Regions from separate parts of the Mus musculus genome. Here region 1 is linked to region 2. Evidence: chromatin contacts called from ENCODE Hi-C or POLR2A ChIA-PET data. All regions are on one chromosome and are shown on one strand. Each heading gives the region's core, a stretch centred on a gene start or an enhancer-like site at or near the end of the contact. The rest is flanking DNA. Distances are from core to core; before and after follow the strand shown.

Region 1 (6,436 bases), core at 2,447-4,946, 140 kb after region 2:
AGGAGCTGCCTGCAGACTGCTTGCTGGCCAGCTAGTCTTGATGACATCAATGAGCTCCAGGTTCACTGAGAAACCTTGTCTCAAAGAAACAAGGTGGGTGGAGCTAGAGAGATGGCTCAGCAGCTGAGAGCGCTGGCTCCTCTCCTAGAGAATCCAGGTTTGAGTTCCAGCACCCACAGGGCAAATCATAACTGTGACTCTAGTCCTGGGGGATCTGATGCCCTCTTCTGCCCTCTCTAGGCTCCAGGCATGCACGTAGTGCACATACATACATTCAAGGAAAATATTCATACACATAAAAAAAAAAAAGGAGAGTGATGAAGATGACACCCAAAGTGACCCCAGCCTCCACACAAACATGCCTACACATGTGTACACATGCATATGTCACACAAATGTGTGTGTGCACACACATAATAAAACAGACGTGTGTATACATAGATGTGCACACACACTTATAGTAAAGCAAAGACATGTATGTGTGTACACACACACAGTAAAGCCCAGGATCTCTGCACACCCAAATCCAAACAGAACAGCAGGCTATTTAAAGTGAAAAGTCAAATTTTACCCACAGGAGGAAATTTTTTTTTTTTTTGGTTTTTCGAGACAGGGTTTCTCTGTGTAGCCCTGGCTGTCCTGGAACTCACTCTGTAGACCAGGCTGGCCTCGAACTCAGAAATCTGCCTGCCTCTGCCTCCTGAGTGCTGGGATTAAAGGCATGCGCCACCACTGCCCGGAGGAAATCCTTTTCTTGTAGACGCCTTCCGACGTCGTCTGTTGCATACATAAGCACAAGTATGCACAGCATCACGTGTATACTTTGCCCTTTTCCACGTCACATGACTCCACATTTTTTTTTATGCCATTAAAAAAGAGCACCAGGCAAACCTGGTATTGACTGCTAATGTTTTTCATCCGGCTGGGAGATTTCAGTGTACTTAACCTTTTGCCCATTTCTGGACTTTTACCCAGGTGAGGAACAGGAAGGATTGAGTCAGAACGAAGTGTGGGAGGAGGAAGCTTGCCAGACTGTCCTGAGGTCCACCAGCCATGGCCCGGGTACTTCCCTAGTTTTTCTACCCTACCCTCCAGATGAGGAGAATGAGGCACAGGAGAGAGAAAAGAGGAGTCTGCTTGTGGGTTAGTAGCCAGAGTTCCAAGTACAATTTATCAGTGAAGGCCATGGCCATTGGACTTCACCAAGACTTACTGGGAAGATCCTAGGTTTTATGGTACACGCTGCTTAGCTAGAGACAGCATGACCCCTCATCCAGTCTGTCTCCCAGTCATCTCCCATCCCATCCTTCCAGGCATCAGGGATTCAGGGTGCAGAGGGCATAGTCTTCCTTTATGGCAGTTAACAGTTTCATGCAAATGGATGTGTCAACAAGCTGTCACTACCCACCATAGGAAAGGGACCAGCAAGGAGCGTTGGGGGTCCAACCCACCACAGCTTCCTCTCTCAGACAATCAAGTCTGAGACCAAGGTCAAGGAAGGCAGGTAGCAGGCCCTGAGTCAGGAGTCTGGTGCCTGGCAGGAAGTGCCAGGGAGGCTGACCCACCCCTGCACTCTCCTCTCCCCTCTGCATCAGCTCCCCCCCACACCCCATTTTCTGGTCTGTTCCTGGCTTCCTGCCCTTCACAACATGGCTTTCCAGGTTCCCAGGGCAGCAGAGTGGGTGGTAGGTCTCCGGCTTCTGAGAATGTTTTCAAGAATGCTATTGTGGTTTATTTTCTAGAAATTCAGGACATTTCCATCACACTTAGGAAAGGAGTGGGAGGCACAGGGCCCGATGAGCAGTCTGACTGGAATGCTGGTCTGGAATACTGGAAAGTGACTGACTGGGAATCGAGACTTAAGTTGACAAAGCCATAGGAACACACCCTGGCGATCTTAAACAGCAGAAGGGTTCACAACATAGGGGGATCTGAGATGTGACAGCTTATTGAAAAAAATAAGCAAAAAAATTTAAAAATACACAGGCCTAGAGCAGCAAGTAGGTGAAATGGACATTTCACCTAAGTGAAGGCTCAGAATGGTTTACCACTGAGGCCAGGTGGTACAGCGAAGGCGGTGGCAGCAGAGGGCCCTTAGAGTCTAGGAGCCAGGCCATGGGCTAGAAAAGCAGGCTTGCTTATCTTTGGTCTGCACCCAGATCTGCTGCACTAGGCTTGAAGGCTGCTGCGTTGCCCTTGGCCTTGGAGGGTAGGGGTCTGGGGGTAGGGCTGGGGGAGGGGAACCTGTTATCCAGAACAAAGTCCTGCCTGTTGGATGGGGCTTTGGGTCCTCTACCATGGCACCTCAGTGATGCTGTGGAGATGTAAAAGAAATCTAAGGAGAGAGGTTTGCACAGTGCCAGATGGTCAGTAGATGCCGGCAAGGGGCTCTTGGCCACTGGTGTATGACACGAGTGTGACACGCTTCTCTTTCAAATAAGGTACAGGTAGTTTTCATTCTAAATGGTGGCAGTGCCTGCCTTTGATACCAGCCTAGCACTCAAGGAGCTAGTCTACAGAGAGTGTTCCAGAACTGTCAGGGCTGCACAGAGAAATCCTGTCCCAGAAAACGAAAGGAAAAAAAGAAAAAAACAAAAAAAAAAACAATTTCTACCCACAGACACCCACTGTCAGTATTGAATGTTTCCAGTCAGTCTGGTTTCTATGCATTAGATGTAGCCCTTCCTTGATTCCTCCTCCCTCTCACCTTCCCCCCTCCCCTCTTCTCTCTCCTCCTCCTTCCCCTCCTCCCTCATTCTCTCCCCTTTCTTTTAAGTTCCTGTGAACAGCTGTTAGGGTCTGTGTACATAGCTGTGTGCCCTACCTTGTGCTGTTATTAACAATCGACAATCACCCTTCTTTTTTTTTTTTTTTTTTTTTTAAAGATTTATTTATTATATGTAAGTACACTGTAGCTGTCTTCAGACACTCCAGAAGAGGGCATCAGATCTTGTTACAGATGGTTGTGAGCCACCATGTGGTTGCGGGGATTTGAACTCCGTACCTTCGGAAGAGCAGTCGGGTGCTCTTACCCACTGAGCCATCTCACCAGCCCGACAATCACCCTTCTTAACAGCTGGATTTAGGAGGCTCACAGAGTGGCGTGTGTTTATAAATTATGAACATCCTTTAACAAAAACCACTTCGGAATCTGGAATTATTATTTGGAATGCTAATGGTTAACTCATTGACATTTTAACGCTGCTAATGAAGTTTATCTCAATGGGCTTTGGGGAAGCTGTCTGCTTCAATTCCCACAATTCAGAGAGGGTAGGAGGGGAATGTAAGGTGACCCTCCCCACCTCCTTTCCCTTCTTCCCCCACCCTCTCTCTTCCAGGGGTCCTTTCCATGCCACCAGAAGAGGGCGTGTACACAGGTCTAGTGTCATCCCTATTCCACTCTTCTGCCCACTGCTTTCTCACGTTCTCAATATGCTCAACCGCTGATTAGGCTGGAGTGGTTTTTCCGGCCTGTGAAATTACCTGCCATTAGTGGAAAGTGTCCCAGCCTTGTCTCTTGCCAGCTTGGGACTTCGGGCAATTTTCTTAGATTTCTCAACCTGTTTTGGTAAAATAAAGTATGGCTGCTAGGATTAAAGAGGGGGCGTCTAGATGGCAAGTTTTCCCCCAAGTCTTCCACGTCCCCAATCCAACGCGCCCCGCCTAGGCCCCCTGCTTTCCGCAGGGTTCCGGGAAGTGGTTCTGCCAGAGACTGCCTAGGAGCAGCTGTGGAGTCAGGTGACCCAACTCCCCACAGGGGTGACTAAAATACCAGCGATGCCGATTATTTGGACTTCCTGGGCAGGGCCTGCCACCGCTGTGACTGGTGGGACCTTGGAAGCAACAGTAATTAATATTTTGCCAGGTGTGATTCCAATGGCCCCGCCAAAGCAAGGGGTCCCACCCTGAGCAGGGAGCCCGTGGGAACTGCCTGAGCTGCATTCCCGGGCTGGTGATTGTGCCACATGCTCCTCCTGGGTTCCATGCAGGGGACGTCCCTAGCCTTGCCCCGGGGTTCAGATGCTGCAGGAAGGAGCATTCCACCCCCATCCTAGCACCCCCAGTCTCCAGGCAGGCACTCTCAAGGAGTCCCCTCCTAATCCACGTGGACTTGTCCCTGTAGCTCCTAGAGTAGAAGTCCTGGTGGCTATGGTTGAGAGGGCACGGGAGTTGTGGCGTGTTTATAAAAGGATAAAGCGATATAAGATATGTTCTATAGGGGTGTGGTGAGGTATGGGGAAGGGGATGTCTCAGCGGGCCCATGCGGAGTCAACTCTTCCCCCCGTGGGACCAGCCACACGGTATAGTACAGAATAGAGTTTATTTAGGGCGTGGGGAGGAGAGTTAAGAGGGTAGTGGAGGCAGAGAAAGGCAGGGGTGGGGGGCGTAGAGGAGAAAAACAGAGGTCGGCCATGAGCACGTGGAGAGAGAGGGGGGAAGGGAATGGGGAGAGAGGGGGGAGCATGAGAGCAAGGGAAAGAGGAGGGGGGCAGCGCCTTTTATAGTGGGTCGCCTACCCCCCGCTGTTGCCAGGTAACTGTGGGGAGGAGCATACCTGGCTGTTGCCAGATGACTGTGAGATGGAGTTTAGACAGAATGCTAACAAGTTGGGGTCGGAGTTGGGGTATCAGTCTTTCCCATACACACCTTCCAAATTCATAGGAGTCAGAAACTCAAAGGGCTCTGGGACCCTAATCTCCATCTTCCTCCTTTTATAGTGGGTACCACGGCTCCCGAAAGTGGATTGATTGTTCTACGTGGAATTATAAGAAAAACGACTAAATAAGGACAGTGAACTGGAAGCTGGGTTTTGGTTTTTTTTTGTTTGTTTGTTTTTTTCTAGACAGGGTTTCTCTATGTAGCCTTGGCTGTCCTGGAACTTGCTCTGTAGACCTGGGCTCGAACTCACAGAGATCTGTCTACCTCTGACTCAAAATGCTAGGATTAAAGCCATGTGACACCACCATCAAGCTGGCATTTATTATTATTATTGCTGTTGTTGTTATTGTTATTATTATTCATGAATGTTTTGCTGGCGTGTATGTGAGTGTGCTGTCATACATACTGTCAGAAGAGAACTTCGAATGCCCTGGAACTGGAGTTATGGATGGCTGTAAACCACCATGTGGATGCTTGGAATAGAACCCAGGTCTTCTTCGTGAACAAGTGTGCACCTGCCCATCTCTCCTGCCCCTGACTGAAGTTTCCAAGAGTTATTGTTTTCAATGATGTAGAAAGCACCCCAAATCCAAGTTCTGTTATTTCCCCAGCTCCTGAAATTCCTTTTCACGCTCTTCATTTTAAGCTACTGCCATCCCCCATTTTAAATAAAGGTTTCCCTGGGTAGCCCTGTCTCACTTTGAACTCACAATCCTCCTGCCTCAGGCTCCCTAGTGTTAAAATTATAGGCATGAACCATTATGACCATTATAGGCATGAACTATTATGACCAGGCTAAACTACCATCCTCAGCTAAACTTCACGAGTTTGCTGCCAATTCTCCTGGCAGGGACCACATTCCAGTTAAAAGTACTGTTTCTGGAGTCAGGCAGTGGTAGCATATGCTTTTAAGCAAATTTTGAGTTCAAGGATAACCTGGTCTACAGAGTGAATTCCAGAGTTGCCAGGGCTACACTGAGAAATTCTGTCTCAAAAAAACAAAAAACAAAAAACAAAAAACAAAAAACAAAAACAAAAAACCAAAACCAAAAGCCCAAAAAAAACAAACAAAAAACTGTTTCTGGGGCTGGAGAGATGGCTCAGTGTTTCAGAGCACTGACAGCTCTTCCAGAGGTCCTGAGTTCAATTCCCAGCAACTACATGGTGGCTCACAACCATCTGTAATGGGATCTGATGCCCTCTCTGGTGTGTGTCTGAAGACGGCTGCAGTGTACTCATATAAATAATTTTTTAAAAAGTCTTTTAAAAAAAAAACAACAACAGAACAATTTGTTCTTGTTCTTTTTTTAAAAAATAAAAGTATTTCTGGGGTGATGGACAGAGGGAAGGAGTGAAAGCAGACACAACCAACGCTGTCAGGAAGCCTATGGGCTCTCCATGAAGGCTGAGTTCAGATCACACAGCCATCTGTCACCTTCCAACAACGGGGTGAGGGGAGCCACTAGCTATCATTCCTATCCAGGAGAGGTTAAGTCAGTTTCAGACAACATGCAGCCAGGAAGTGTTCCCATACAGTTGCAGTCCTAGCAGAAAGCCGGACCCATAGCCCAGCATCCATGTGCAGTTCATCCTTGTAGTGACCTATTTATAAGAAATATGAACGCTGTTCCATCTTTGAGTGTGGAGGGGTCTTAGGGCAAAGAGCGTATGACATTTACCTCTCCCCTGTAAACATCACAACAGTGCCCAAACGCATAATGCAACACGGGGAAATGCCTAGATTTGCTCAAATGCAAGTGTCGTGTGACAAAACTTT
Region 2 (6,437 bases), core at 356-2,855:
CTGTTTTTGTCAATAAAGTTTTATTAGAACACAGCCTCCCTCATCATTTCCATACTGTCTGAGGCTACTTCCACACTCCAACGGGAGAGCTGAGTAGTCGGGGTGTAAGAGCGTCAAGTTTGACACTCTCCACTAGATGGCGCCACTAGAGGGGGGTCCAAGGATTGAATGTCTTAAAGAAAATTGGGCCTGGCTTCATGTCAGGCAGTTCATAACTGCCTGTAACTCCAGCTCCAGGAAAACTCAACATCTCTAGTCTCCGCAGCCATACACACATGCATATGTGCACACACACACACACACACACACACACACATGCATATGTGCACACACACACACACACACACACACACACACACACACACACATGCATATGTGCACACACACACACACACACGCATTTTATTCTTTTTTGTTTGTTTTTTGTTTTTGTTTTTCAAGACAGGGAGGGCTTCTCTGTGTAGTCTTGGCTGTCCTGGAACTCACTTTGTAGACCAGGCTGGCCTCGAACTCAGAAATCCGCCTGCCTCTGCCTCCCGAGTGCTGGGATTAAAGGCGTGCGCCACCACACCCGGCCACACACACATTTTAAAGTTGGGGGTCTCACTCTGGCTGTTCTGGAACTCACTATGTAGACCAGGCTGGCCTCAAACTCACAGAAACCCACTTGTCTTTGTCTCTCCCAAGTGCTGGGATTAAAAGTGTGTACCACCACGCCCAGCCATATAAATAAAATAAAATCTATCTATCTTTCTTTCTTTCTTCCTTCCTTCCTTTCTTTTGTTTTTTCTTCTTTTGGAAAACTAAGGAAAAAGAATCACATTTCCTAGTTACAAAAGAACGGAACTCTTCAGAGTGACACTTAGTGCTCATAATAGCAAATTTGTACGGTGCTTACTGTGTGCTAGCCAACATTGTAAATGCTTTACGCATAAGATTATTTAATACTATGATCAGTCCCATTTTAGTCATGAGGAAACTAGGGATACCAAGAGATCAAGTACTGGAGTTCACAGAAGGAGAGCATAGCAGACAGAGGCAGAGTTTCACACTGGGTTGCATTAGCCGCCCTCCCCCGCCGCCACCCCGCCCCCCAGTGCCTCTAAGCCTTTCACCCTTAGGAATCCGAGGCAGTCATTAGTTACTCCCCCTCCTCCCCCCGCAAAGGTATGGAGCCATGCTGGATGGAACCCAGCGTGGAATGCTGTAACAAAGAACCAATTGTTGCTTTCTGCTTGCGCATTGCATTTTCGTCACGGCAAGCAACACACGCGTGTGTGACACCTGCCACTCACCTAGGATCACAACTATTTACAGGGTGCTGACTCTCTTTTGATGCACTGGCCTCTGGAGGAGGAGAGCTATGACAGAGCAAAACCTCTTCCGGAGCAGAGACAAAGTGCTCAAGCCACGGAGCAGTGATCTAAGACAGAGTCACCAGCTGAGTAAGGTGGGAAGGGATGTGGTGGGCCCCTATCAAGACGCTCAGAGACGAGTCAGCCAGGCAGTGAGGGACGGCTCAAGTCAACCCAGGTTGTAGGACTCTGTTAAAAGCCTCTCTCATGATTAACTAGAAAGAATGGGACAGAGGCAGGGCCCGCCCCACACCCATTAGCACCAATCAGCTGTCTTCAACTTCCTGAATAGCCTATCATAGCTCATTTCTTGTCCTCCTGAAAAGGCGATTGGTGCAAGAAAGTTAAAGACTTGGCGGCTGCAAGAAAAGGCAAAAGAATTTCATGCAGATCTTTTCACCTGAGGTGGCCGGGAGGAAGGAACTGGAGCATAGTGAGGGGGAATAAGGCAGTTTCTAGGAGCAGACACCTATCTACCGAACTGAGGTCACTTAGCCCCTGCGCGTGCTGTTCCCTGATGTCCAAGGTCAGACCCCACCTCCAGCTGCTGGGGACTCTGGAAAGCAGAGAAGCTGACTGCTAAGAGGAGGCTAGTCCATAGCTGTTGGTATCAGGGCTCCTCACCCACCCCTTACCCCCAGCAGGAGCCTCGGAGGAGAAAATGGCTTGTACCTCTTTGTGGCATAAATCTTTCACCTCACCTCTACCATCCCAACACTGAGAGAAATAGGAGGAAGGAGGAAGAATTTGGTGGTCAGGGTTCCCTCCTTGTGAGAGTTATACACAGCTGCAGTCATGAAGATGTGGGTGTCAGGTTACAAAAAAGAAGAAGAGGAAGAAGGAGAAGGAGAGGAGAAGGAGAAGGAGGAGAGGAGAAGGAGGAGGAGGAGGAGGAGGAGGAGGAGGAGGAGGAGAAGGAGGAGGAGGAGGAGGAGGAGGAGGAGAAGAAGAAGAAGAAGAAGAAGAAGAAGAAGAAGAAGAAGAAGAAGAAGAAGAAGAAGAAGAAGAAGAAGAAGAAGAAGAAGAAGAAGAAGAAGAAGAAGAAGAAGAAGAAGAAGAAGAAGAAGAAGATATTCCACCTAAACGGGGGGGGGGGGGGGGGGATCGTGTGAATAACAGGCTACTCTCTGCGCAGCGCCATTATTTGGAGGCGAGCCCAGAAGGCAGAAGGACCTGTTCGAGTTCCTTAATTATGCCTTGGTGCCTGCAGTCCTCAGGAGAAACCCATCCTTAGAACCGTGACTGATAGTCTCTCAACCACTAGTGGGCAGGCTAGCTGGGAGTGGGAGTGGGAACGGGGGCAAGATGCCGTCCCAGATCCAATGGGCTGTTAAAGAGCAGCAGAAGACCGAGAACAATCCGAGAGGCCAGTTTGGATGTGTGCCCTTGCTGGATGGAACCTCAGCTCTGAGGAGCAGGACCCCACTCGCCATTCCTCTGTGCTTTAGAGGTTGAAGCAAGCACCCAGCTACATTCAGGCCTGTCTAAGATTTCAGAAATGAGGGGCAGAGGTCATTTATTTCAGTAGTCAAAGTCCAAAATCATATGTCTCAGTTAGCTTTAACTGTCAACTTGACACAGCCAAGAGTCACCCAAGAAGGCAGTCTCAGTTGAGAGACTGCCCAGATCAGATTGGCGGGTAGTCATGTCTATGGGGGTGGCGGATGGTCTCGATTGTTAATTGATAAAAATGGACCCAGCCCACTGTGGGTGACATCAGTCCCTGTGTCGGATGGGTCTTGGGCTGAATAAGAAAGTTCCATTAAGAATGAGCTAGCAAGCAGCATTCCTCCATGGTTTCTGGTTCAAGCTCCTGGTTCAGTTCCTGCCCTGATTCTCCTCCGTGATGAACTGTGACCCGGAAGTGTAAGCCAAGAAGCCCCTTCCCTCCACTAAACTGCTTTTGGTCGGAGTGTTTTATCATAGCAACGGTAAGGAAACTAGAACACTACTCCATGCCATCATTGATTTACCTTAGTGAGTGGCTGCAGGGAGCCCCAGACACCAAGGATCCAGGTCCTGCTCACAGTGACCTTCTCATGTAATGGGCCACACAGAGCTGAAACAAATACATACAAAACTGAACATCACTTTGCTGTGACAGAAGAGGGCCAGGCGCTAGGGGTGAGGTGCCAAAAGCTGAGCGGATGGCTAAGAGGAAGTGGGCAAACCTGGGGGAGGGGGAGTGGCGAGCTGGCGGAGGGGGAGGAGTCTCCGCACACCTGCAGAGCGCACAGCATGGGGGCGCCGAGGCTACCCCGGACCACCCACACTGGGGAGGGGAGGAGAGAGCGCCACACTGAGGCTGGACTCAGTCCGATAGATTTCTCCTGGGACTTCCCCAGGACTACATTCTTTCTCCGCAGCGAAACTTGTTACCAACCTCCCCACACACTCTCATTTCTTAATATTTTCGAACACACAGGGGCATTCCTGTTTCCTGTCTGTGCGTTTCCATGCGGTTGTCGCTGCCCTCCCCATTGCACGGAGCAAAAATACCGGTCTGAAGAAGAGAATGAGACACAAGAAAGACCTTCTGAGGGGGTAGGATCTAATTTGGGATATCCTTCTTCAGAGAGCCCACTTGGTGCTAAAGGCAGAGCAGCCACTATGGAAGAGGGGAGGAGCCGAGGTTCAAGCCCATCCTGCTTCTTGAGTCCCAGCCTACTGGGTCACCGTGAGCAAGTCACAAGCATGTGAGTACGCGCGCGCGCGCGCACACACACACACACACACACACACACACACGTGTCACCTCATGTGTGGCACGAGAGGAATGTACCTGTTAAGGTTTCACACCTGGGACCCACAGATGTGCGTTAGAGGGCTTTAAGAACCCCTCAAATTGTATGTGGAACATCTATGGGTATCATTCAATTCCCATAAAGAGTTAGGGTGACAGAAGCCCACAGTGTTCAGCGCTCAGATATTGGGATCATAGTACATTTACTGCAGATACACAAGTGTTGGAACCTCAGACAGCACTGAGGGGCAGGGGTGACCTAGGGAAGGGAGGTCAGCTACAAACAGGAAGTATAACTCATTCATTTGTGGTAAACTACCTCAGAGAGACGCAGGTAAAAAGATGTGACTCCAGGCGACAGTGATTCGCTGCTTACCTTCCCCCATCCTTAATAAATATTTGTTATAATTTCATTTTGTTTCATAGTCTTATGTTCTTTTGTTAATCAAAGGATGGTTCAAACCGCATGGCTTTGGACCACATGAAGCCCACAACATCCCACCCCTGGGTTTAGGGCGCAACCTAGGCCACCTTAGCCCAGGATGCCTGGACAGGCTGCTGCTTCCTGTTTCTTTTCCTCTCTTTCCCCAACCTCTCCTTCCTTTTTCTTTTTTTCCTTTCATGTGGATTTCAGAGACTGGGGAGGAAATGACCGGAATGAGTGGCCAGGGTGGTGGGACAATGGCCCTGTACTGGGTGCTGACATGGGAATGGCTCCTGCCCTGACTCAAGCCGAGTCCACAACTTCACAGCAACAGCAAGCTCAGTCTCTCTCTTTCCGGCAGCCTGGCCAGCTGCGCTCTGCATGACCGAATCCGACACCTCTCACTTCCTCCACAAGCGGAACTTGGTGTTTGGATGACGCGCGAGGCAGGTCGTTTGTGCAAAACAGCAAACCCCACCTTCGGTTTTCAACCCCAACCCAAGACCTAAAAAAAGAAAAGAAACAAAAGAAGAGCTGGGCTTCTGGCACCGACCTCTCCAGAGCGCCCGTGGAGGGAGGACTCCTTCGACCCACGCCCCTGTCTATGTGACGTGGAACATTCTCCTTAGCACCTCCGAGGTTCTGGTTCTTCAGCCTTCAAGGGGGCAATGCCATGCGTATTTCTGTGACAAAAACTGGAGCAATACCCAGCAGATACTGGTGAACTCTCCTGTTCCCGAGTGCCAGGATGATGTAGCCACTGGCTCTGCTGTGGGTCAGGAATATCCCTGCTGGCATCTTCTCTCACCACGGGACAGATTGGCCAATGGTTTGTGCTCTCTCCCACTCCGGGGACGACTAAGTCTTCCACATGGGAGGAAGGTCTGGTATCCACAAGAGCCCTGGGCTCCCAGCTCTCTTGCTTCTCAAAACACACTGGAGCCAGGTGTGGTGGCGCACGCCTTTAATCCCAGCACTCGGGAGGCGGAGGCAGGCGGATTTCTGAGTTCGAGGCCAGCCTGGTCTACAAAGTGAGTGCCAGGACAGCCAGGGCTACACAGAGAAACCCTGTCTCGAAAAACAAACAAACAAACAAAAACCCACAGTGGAAAGAGATTCCATCTCCGAGCCTGCCCGGTTCCTTCCTGCTTCCAGACTCCATCTTGGGAATCTGAGGTTTAATGAACAAAGGGCACAGGAACGGTGATGCCCATTTGCTGTTCTTAGACGAGCCAAGCAAGGGAAACGTGATAGCATTTGTAGGTTCCGTGGGACAGCATTGGCTTCTGTCATCTGATTCGATGGCCTGGAGCATACTCTGCAGGTTTGATTTGTGAGATGTCAGAGGAACAGGCAGTGTGATAAGAAGCCAGACCTCTGGCGCCTTCGGATCTGGACTGAGCTTGGATATACCTCGGTTCCTGGTTAAGGGTTTAAGACCCACTCTAGAGACATTTTGAGAGTGAGGTGGAGTCTTCTTAGCATGACGCTCCGCACTTGCAGATCCACCATGAAGGTTCATAGCTCCACCTTTCTCTTGGCTGCAGCATCTCCTGGAACAGCAAGGTTTCCCCCAGGTCTCCCAGGCAGAACCAAGCAGTGGGCGGTGCCCGCCCCCCATCATGTAAGGCAGCCTGGGGAACTGTGCGTGTTGGTTCTGTGCATCTCATTTCCTCTTCCGGCTGCCCAGGCCAATCCTTGTCATTTTTTAACTCTAACAACCGTCTCCTGTCCAAGATGACTCTCCAGCTCCAGCCTTGCCTGACCACTCACCTACTACCATCTTCTATACCTCTGCCTAACCTCCAAGACCTTCCAGGATAGACCTTTATGCCCATCTCCAGCTCTCCCTTTCCAAACTCATCATTGGCCCTTGGGAAATCAAAACCATCCTGTATTACCATAGGGTGCCAGC

Evidence for each region. A loop is a pair of places that touch in the nucleus more often than their neighbours do. ChIA-PET counts read pairs that join two places held with the same protein, here RNA polymerase II (POLR2A).
Region 1: POLR2A ChIA-PET joins it to region 2 with 30 read pairs in Patski. The contact joins two enhancer-like sites. A Hi-C loop is called at or near these places in 2 of 37 maps with a recorded cell type or tissue (ES-E14 and T-helper 2 cell). POLR2A ChIA-PET finds 5 or more read pairs at or near these places in 3 of 5 experiments (Patski and embryonic stem cell).

The regions. Positions count from the first base shown.
Region 1 is chr19:53,553,680-53,560,115 of GRCm38, forward strand. No RefSeq gene overlaps it. Among named protein-coding and RNA genes, the nearest start is that of Dusp5, 28 kb to the left of the region's middle. Within about 2 kb of position 3,697, at least 1 of the 3 ENCODE cell types and tissues checked has a DNase peak (open chromatin) inside an H3K27ac peak, as active enhancers do.
Region 2 is chr19:53,419,894-53,426,330 of GRCm38, forward strand. No RefSeq gene overlaps it. Among named protein-coding and RNA genes, the nearest start is that of Smndc1, 32 kb to the left of the region's middle. Within about 2 kb of position 1,606, at least 2 of the 3 ENCODE cell types and tissues checked have a DNase peak (open chromatin) inside an H3K27ac peak, as active enhancers do.